2 separate regions of the Homo sapiens genome follow, and region 1 is linked to region 2. A link is an interaction called in ENCODE POLR2A ChIA-PET data of the cell type or tissue named here. Cell type or tissue: endothelial cell of umbilical vein. All regions are shown on one strand. Each heading gives the region's core, and the rest is flanking DNA. Links, peaks and the distances in the headings are about the cores only. Region 1 has its middle 33 kb from the start of PAXIP1-DT. Region 2 overlaps PAXIP1 (PAX interacting protein 1).

The links. Peaks named below come from ENCODE experiments on the same cell type or tissue, not always from the same donor. Only the 100,000 strongest peaks of a DNase experiment are listed, where the experiment ranks them.
Region 1: POLR2A ChIA-PET joins it to region 2 with 6 read pairs; 2 of 35 experiments call an interaction of 5 or more read pairs at or near these places.

The regions. Positions count from the first base shown.
Region 1 is chr7:155,034,569-155,038,962 of GRCh38, forward strand. No RefSeq gene overlaps it. Among named protein-coding and RNA genes, the nearest start is that of PAXIP1-DT, 33 kb to the left of the region's middle. In endothelial cell of umbilical vein, for the core only: no CTCF peak of the experiment used is centred there; no DNase peak of the experiment used is centred there.
Region 2 is chr7:154,944,427-154,948,820 of GRCh38, forward strand. It overlaps PAXIP1 (PAX interacting protein 1), which reads right to left. Exons shown (of 21, transcript NM_007349.4): 17 at 3,477-3,577; 18 at 2,253-2,387; 19 at 2,086-2,161; 20 at 1,939-1,999. It overlaps PAXIP1-AS2 (PAXIP1 antisense RNA 2), which reads left to right. Exons shown (of 8, transcript NR_024476.1): 3 at 1-194; 4 at 1,934-2,067; 5 at 2,167-2,365; 6 at 3,267-3,347; 7 at 3,472-3,664. Among named protein-coding and RNA genes, the nearest start is that of PAXIP1-AS2, 18 kb to the left of the region's middle. RefSeq lists an enhancer at 1,598-2,797. In endothelial cell of umbilical vein, for the core only: no CTCF peak of the experiment used is centred there; a DNase peak (open chromatin) is centred at 1,935.

The DNA of each region.
Region 1 (4,394 bases), core at 187-4,186, 90 kb after region 2:
CCAATTTATCAAGACAGGGGAATTGCAATCGAGAAAAAGTTTAATACACGTAGAGCTGTTTAAAATGCAGACTGGGCCAGCCACCCTCCCTGTCCGGGAGGGAGGTGGGGGGCAGCCCCCGCCCGGCCAGCCTCCCCGTCCGGGAGGGAGGTGGGGGGTGCCTCTGCCCGGCCGCCCCTTCTGGGAAGTGAGGAGCCCCTCTGCCCGGCCGCCACCCCGTCTGGGAGGTGTACCCAACAGCTCATTTAGAATGGGCCACGATGACGATGGCAGTTTTGTCGAATAGAAAAGGGGGAAATGTGGGGAAAAGATAGAGAAATCAGATTGTTGCTGTGTCTGTGTAGAAAGAAGTAGACATAGGAGACTCCATTTTGTTCTGTACTAAGAAAAATTCTTCTGCCTTGGGATGCTGTTGATCTATGACCTTACCCCCAACCCGGTGCTCTCTGAAACATGTGCTGTGTCCACTCAGGGTTAAATGGATTAAGGGCGGTGCAAGATGTGCTTTGTTAAACAGATGCTTGAAGGCAGCATGCTCGTTAAGAGTCATCACCACTCCCTAATCTCAAGTACCCAGGGACACAAACACTGCGGTAGGCCGCAGGGTCCTCTGCCTAGGAAAACCAGAGACCTTTGTTCACTTGTTTATCTGCTGACCTTCCCTCCACTATTGTCCTATGACCCTGCCAAATCCCCCTATGCGAGAATCACCCAAGAATGATCAATAAAAAATAAAAATAAATAAAAATAAAATAAAATAAAATAAAATGAAGACTGGGGTTTTATTATTACTCAGATCAGCCTCCCTGAAAATCTAGATGCTAGGGTTTTTCAAGGATAGTTTGGTGGGCAGGGGGCTGGGGTTAGGGGCAATGCTGATTGTTTGGGGTTGCAATCCTAGAGGTGTGGAAAATGGCCGTTCTGTGCCGGCTGCTTCTGGGTGGGGTCCACAGAGAAGTCGCTGGACCGGGTGGGACCATCTGGTCTTCAGAAATGCAAAAGCTTGAAAAGATATCTCAAAAGGCAAATCTTAGGTTCTACAGTAGTGACGTTATTTACAGGAGTAGTTGGAGAAGTTACAAATCTTGTGACCTCTGGAACAATGGCTGGTAATTGGTTAATTATGTCTACATCTTAGCAGAATTCAGGCCCCTCTCACACTGCTAACCTGGTGGCTTTTCATTAGTTTTACAAAGGTGGTTTAGTTTTGGGAATGGCTATTAGCATTTAAACCATAACTCAATTTCTCCCAAAGCTAGCTTGGCCTAAGCTCAGGAATGACCAAGGGCAGTTTGGAGGTTAAAGGCAAGATGGAGTTGGTTAGATCAGATCTTTTTCACTGTCATAATTTTCTCACTGTTACGAATTTTGCAGAGGCAGTTTAAATTTCTTCTTCTTCTTCTTCTTCTTCTTCTTCTTCTTCTTCTTCTTCTTCTTCTTCTTCTTCTTCTTCTTCTTCCTCTTCCTCTTCTTCTTCTTCCTCTTCCTCTTCTTCTTATTTTTGAGATGGAGTCTTGCTCTGTTCCCCAGGCTGGAGTGCAATGGTGGGATCTTGGCTCACTGAAACCTCCGCCTCTCGGATTCAACCGATTCTTCTGCCTCAGCCTCCTGAGTAGCTGGGATTATAGGTGCGCACTACCACGCCGGCTAATTTTTGTATTTTTTGTAGAGATGGGGTTTCACCATGTTGGCCAGGCTGGTCTCAAACTCCTGACCTCAGGTGATCTGCCCGCCTTGGGCTCCCAAAGTGCTGGGATTACAGACATAAGCCAACGCATCTGGCCTTCAATTTCTTGACACTGATAATGTTTCTTAATCAATTGTCTGCTTGTTTTCAGGTGATGGCTTTGTAATCCCTACTTTGGATTTTTTAAACCAATGTTTTATTAAAGCTTAATGAGTTCTACAAGATGTACAATAAAGATCAGCAATCTACCCTATCTGAAAGACAATCTGTAAAAAACAAAACAAAACAGAAAACAACAACAACAAAAAACCCCAAAAAGCTCCAGTAATTATTTATTTTGGCATTTACTTGTAAATACCAAAATTCATACCAGTGAGAATATTATAACAGTAAAAAACATCTGATTTAACCAACTCCATCTTGCTTTTTTTTTTTTTTTTTTTTTTGAGATGGAGTCTCGCTCTGCCACCAGGCTGGAATGCAGTGGCACGATCTTGGCTCACTGCAACCTCCGCCTCCCAGGTTCAAGTGATTCTCCTGCCTCAGCCTCCCAAGTAGCTGGGATTACAGGCGCCTTCCACCACGCCCAGCTAATTTTTGTATTTTTAGTAGAGATGGGGTTTCACTATATTGGCCATGTTGGCCAGGCTGGTCTCAAACTCCTGACTTCAGGTTATCTGCCTGCCTCAACCTCACGAAGTGCTGGAATTATGGGCGTGAGCCATCATGCCAGGCCATATATATATTTACCCAGCTCCTATTCAAGATGGAGTTGCTCTGATTCAAACGTCTCTGACACCACCTTGGCCTCTCAAAGTGCTCGGATTACAGGCATGAGCCACCACATCCAGCCTACTTGTATATTTTTAAATAGAATGCTTATGCTGTTGTTTCTCAATTTTTCACTTTTATTATTGACTCCTAACTATGGAAAATGAAGACAGATTATACCTCCCTCACTCCACCCCCCATTCACTTCTCAATATAGCTATATAATAAATATTCAGTGTTTTATTATTAAAGCTGTGTAAAGATTATTATTCATAGCTGGGTCACAATATATACTGGGATTATATTCCAATCCACTTCTCTTTTTTTTTTTTGAGATGGAGTTTCCCTCTTGTCACCCAGGCTGGAGTGCAATGGCGTGATCTTGGCTCACTGCAACCTCCGCCTCCCAGGTTCAAGTAATTCTCCTGCCTCAGCCTTCCAAGTAGCTGGGATTACAGGTGCCTGCCACCTTGCCCAGCTAATTTTTGTATATATTTGATAGAAATGGGGTTTCACCATGTTGACCAGGCCGGTCTCGAACTCCTGACCTCAGGTGATCCACTCGCCTCGGCCTTCCAAAGTGTTGGGATTAAAGGTGTGAGCCACCACACACTGCCTCCATTTCTTATATAACATTATTTTCCCTGGATTTAATTTGCTTCCCTGACTTTGTCTTTTGTGCAGCTTTCCTGTGAACATATCCAGTGCTGTATCAGGGCCATCTTTTTTGAGACCTCTCTCCTAGAGCCTGGAGCTTTTGCTCCAATCTGGACTTGCTGCCTTCTAGGCCTGATGTGCACCTGCCATTTTGGAATCTCCCTTCACCATCTTTCTTTTTCCTGAACTAACTTACTTTCTCTCTCTCTCTCTCTCTCTCTCTCTCTCTCTCTCTCTCTCTCTCTCTTTCTGTCTCTCTCTCAGGCTGGAGTGCAGTGGTGTGATCATAGCTCACTGCAGCCTTGAACTCCTGGGCTCAAGCCATTCTCCCACCTCTGCTTCCCAAATATCTGCAACTACAGGCACATGTCACCACACCTAGCTAATTAACAAAAATCTGTTTTGTAGAAACGGGGTCTCACTATGTTGACCAGGCTGGTCTTTAACTCTTGGCCTCAAATAATCCTCCCGCCTCAACCTCTAATAGTGCTAGAATTACAGGTGTGAGCCAATGTGCCCGTCCCTGCATTTGTTTTCTAATTTTGTCCTTATTCCACTTTCTTAGAGAATTTTTTAAAACTTTTCTTCTACTGAATTTCCTTTAAAATTTTATCATGGAAATTTCCAGACATATACAAAAGTAGAGAAAATAACATAATTAAAATCTTTAGCACCAGGTACCCATCATCCAGCTTCAGCAATGATCAACCCATGGCCAATCCCAGACTTCAAATCTTCATCTGTAAATCCTTCAGCATGCACCTGCCAAAGATAAAGACTCTAAAAAACCCAGAATACCATTTTCATGCCTAAAGCTATTTGCAACAATTCCTATTCTGTTGCACTTTCACTTCCTCTGTTTAAGAGAAAATTTTAAGTGTTCGCTTTCTCCCCGTGTGTTTTCCTTTTTTTTTTTTTTTTGAGATGGAGTCTCACTCTGCCACCCAGGCTGGAATGCAATGGTGCTATCTCTGCTAGCTGCAGCCTCCACTTCCCGGGTTCAAGTGATTCTCCTGCCCCAGCCTCCCGAGTAGCTGGGACTACAGGCATGCACCATGCCTGGCTAATTTTTGTATTTTTAGTAGAGATGGGGTTTCACCATGTTGGCCAGGCTGGTTTCGAACTCCTGACCTCAGGTGATCCTTCCACTTCGGCCTCCCAAAGTGTTGGGATTACAGGTGTGAGCCAATGTACCCAGCTTTTTTCCTTTTGTAAAATGGCATGTTATTCTTGTTTGTATGGATACAATATTTTCTTTTATTTGTAAAAATCAAAATAG
Region 2 (4,394 bases), core at 80-4,079:
CCAGCAATAGCTGAAATGTCCTTTAAATTAACATGTACAACACACAACCCCCAAGAGCTGACATCCCCAAAGCCCCACCACAAATAGCTGACTCCTACTTATACCTGCAGGAGCAGGTAGTGACCTCTGCAATTCTAAACCGTCCACTTTGGGCAAAATTCATCAAGCTATGGATATGAAAAAAGGCCCCCAAGGTAATACTCATAAGTCTCCTGTATGACTTTTAAAGCAATTTCTTCTGAAAGTAAATGTAGTGTAGAACAGGCTTTCACAAATACAAACATGAATGTTAGGAAAAAGTCTGGAAAAAATGCAAGAGTACATGTTGTATAAAAACCAAATGCTTATAGCATATCTGTAAAAATTTAACAGGCCTCTTATCATTCCTATCAGTAGCTCCTACAATAATTTTCTAATAGATGGCGGTATGGAATACAGCAAGCTCTGGTATGAATGGTAAGAGCGTTTCTGCACCAAGCCTCATTCCAACTAGACAGGCTATTTATTTATGGCTAAACATGACATTGGATTCTGGGACTGAGGCAAATTTTACTTCTTTTTTTTTTTTTTTTTTTTTAAAGACAGAGTTTCGCTCTTGTTGCCCAGGCTGTAGTGCAATGGCGCGATATTGGCTCACTGCAACCCCTGCCTCCCAGGTTCAAGTGATTCTCCTGCCTCACCAAGTAGCTGTGATTACAGGTACCCGCCACCATGGCCAGCTAATTTTTTCTATTTTTAGTAGAGCCAGGGTTTCACCATGTTGGCCAGGCTGGTCTCGAACTCCTGATCTCAGGTGATCCACCTGTCTTGGCCTCCCGTGCTGGGATTATAGGCATGAGCCACCACGTCCGGCCAAATTTTACTTCTTAAAAGTGCTTTTCTCTCAGTGATATCAAGGTCTTCTGTCTACTATTATAACCATAAGCTCTTTAGCGTTAAGAGGAAAATGTTTGATAAATGTAATTAACTGGATGAATGTCAGTGTATTTAAATGTAAATATACTTAAATGTAATTACCTGGATGAAACAGGCACACACGAAGAAAAAAAAACTCGGCAAGGATGGGTATCATTCTGACCTCTGCGCCTTACTGAAGCAGTCCTATCCCAAACACAAAATTCCCCTGCTTAAGGAAAGGTCCACTGAGGTTGACACTGGTCAGAGGTGGCAGAGGCTCCCACCCTCACAGAGAGGAGGAGCTCCAGCCTCATTGCAGGAGGCCCAGGGAGAAGTCCTGAGAACAGCCCTGAGAGAAGGTGCTCTGCAATGGGAAACGGAAGTGGAAACAGAATTTTCCCATAAGGACCTGTAAGGCATGTTTTGCTTCACTGATAGGCTGTTCCTACATTAAAATAATAATTCAGAGATTTTTAATAAGGAATTCAAATAACAGATGATGAGCTTTATTTTTTCCTGAATGTCTGAAATAGAAAAAAGCCTAGGTGTCAATATTCTAAAGACTGACCTTTGCATTTTCCTGACATGTTGATGAAGTATTCATTCTGCCGCTTCCATTTAGTAGTAATTTATCTCCCATCCCAAAGTTCCTGAGTACAAAGACTATATACGAACTAAATTTCATTTGGAAAACTACAAACTCAAAGGTGAGCTGATAAAAAGAAACATATATTTATTTTTGCAATTATTTTCTATTTTATCTAATTGTCAAATTCTTTAATACCTCCATAAACTAGACAGTATAGATCCTTTCTAATTAACATCACCTATTAAAACTGAACTCTCAGTAAGTTAAGAGAATATTTTTACTAGCAACTCAAATGAATATTCTGAAGAGAAAAGAATTGTTCACTGCATAAATCACAATAGCAAAGAAAGGAAAAATGGCTTGCAAAACAGGAAAGGTACTGCCTTATTAACCTGGGAAATCCATTTCATATCTAACCCGTCTACTTTTTAATTCTCTTTTGGAAAGGATATGATTCATAGTCCAGCGTTTGAGTGAGCACTCCAGTCAGAACGAACTCTGCATTGTGAACATCTGAACAGGGTGGAAACAGACACTTTAGTTAGAGATCCACTGCTGTGCGTGCACACATACTCACACAGGTAAGCGGGGAAACGTACCTATGCCTCTGGCAAAATATTCTCGGCATAAATGAAGGTCATTTTCACAGGATATTAAAATTATTTCCGACAAACTCTAAGGAAAAGAAAATGAGTTTCTCAGTGACCGAACGCTGAATGTGATACAGGGCAATGACGGACTCGCTGGCGGACTCCACTCTACCCACCGAGTTCTGCTTGTGCTCCATGAGCTTCCGGAAAGATGGCTGCTTGGATAACACCTTTCCTCCTGCACACTCTACGATTGCCTTCATAGTGGAAAGACTTGGGCAGATTCCAGGTGTGATGTAAAAATATTTTGCCTAAAATTAAATGAAAATATATGTATTATGTTCTTAAAATGCTTTAATTTTTAGAGTACATAATTCTCATAGATTCTGCCCTGAGATTTTTGACAAAATTTCAAATTTTATGACATTATGAAGGTACTATTCTCCTACTAGCACTCAATCTGAAGTGGAAGAGGAATCCAGCTATGTAAATTTGGAATGTAAGCATTTTCACATGTTAAGTATGCCTGAAGATGATTTAAAGTAACCAGAACTTAAGTCCCTAAAACAAAGTGTTTTGTGAATAAGCAAGAATATTACAAATATTTTTCACAATTTCTATACAATTTTAAATCAGCATTATATTTCACCACACTTATCTGCCCAGCAACAGCCTCTGGCATAGCATGCTGCCTGGCTTATATCCCTTTTCTTTATTTTCTCCATATTATTTGAACTCAGAGCAGGAAATGATATTGATGCTTAAGATTTAATTATCTAACAAGATTGCTCCTGAGGATACCACAAAATACTATTCTGTCTGAAACTGCAAATAATTTCTAATTCCTGTTGACTCCTTAAGAAGGTTAAAGAACCGATTATCTTTATTGATTTACTTAGTTCTTTGGTACAAAAAAAATTCCTAGCTGTTCTAACACTTATCTAACATTTAAAAATCTTTTAGTACTGAATTATATCTATGCACACACTGAATATTTTCCCAAGTATCTTCTCCAGCTGAATATACATTTACTGACAATAGTACGAAGTAAGCGATGTCCTCTAAAGATTTATTAAAAGCAGAAAAATGAACATGCCTCTTAACCAATTACTCAAAAACCTATTCTTTGAATAACTTATTTCTCATAGATGTATTTATTAAATTTGTGTACTTATTTTTAAACATTATAGTAAAGAAAAGTTCTCTAGAGATGTGCTGTGGTTCACAGGAGGAAGACCTCCAGTGGCAATGTCCAAGAAGGAAGCCAAGAGGTAAATGGGATGCAGGGTGAGCCCAGCTCCCCTGGAGGCGCACTTCCCACCAAATCACCTGGTAGTTCCCTTGAGCAGGTCCGTGTGTTATGCTTACTTGGACTGATTTACTTTTCCCTTAAAGTGTACCTTAAAGAGTGGAGAAACGTGTGCCCGTTTTAAGGATTCTTCCAAGCTGAAAGAGAAAAGTACTTCTGCCTCAGCATCTCGGAGAATGTAGTTCTGCTCATCTGGAAAACAGAACAGCACATACTCTGAAAAGTGTGGACACGTGAAGTGTGGCAAGTGTGACCCACAAAATTCTCGCCCATATTCAGGTACATAATATTACAGCTACATTTACCTGTACAGCCTTCGGATATTTAAATGTCACCATTATATTTCATTTACTTCCCTCTAAAAACAGCCAGACCAAAAAGACAGACAGGTATTTTTTCTCCTAGATCAGTGGTAATTAACCATTTGGGGTCATAAACTCTTGAAAAAAACGGGCTGGGTGTGGTGGTTCATGCCTGTAATTCCAGCACTTTGGGAAGCCGGGGAAGGAAAGCTGCTTGATGCCAGGAGTTCGAGAACAGCCTGGGCAACACAGTGAGACTTCATCTCTACAGAAAAATTTTAAAATCAGCTTGGCATGGTGGCATGTGCCTGTAGTCCCAGCTACTCGGGGGACTGAAGTGGGAGGATCGCTTGAGTCTGGGAAGTTCGAGGCTGTGGTGAGCCATCATTGCACCACAGCACCCCAGCCTGGGCAACAAAGTGAGATCTGGTCTCAAAATAATAGTAATTTTTTTTTTTTTAACAACAAAAATGTAAAAAAAGAAAAAAAAAATTACTGAAAAATATGAACCCTCTTCCCATAGCTGCTCCTCCCCTCTTTACCCCCCGACTATTTTAGGAAGTTCACCAACTTTCCAAGCCCGCAGATCTCAGGTTAAAATCTCCAGTCCTAGAAAGACAAGCTTCAAATAATCCCATCCAAGTGTATATTATATATATATATGTTATATATATACACTAACTCCTCAAGGACTTGTAGGACATTGG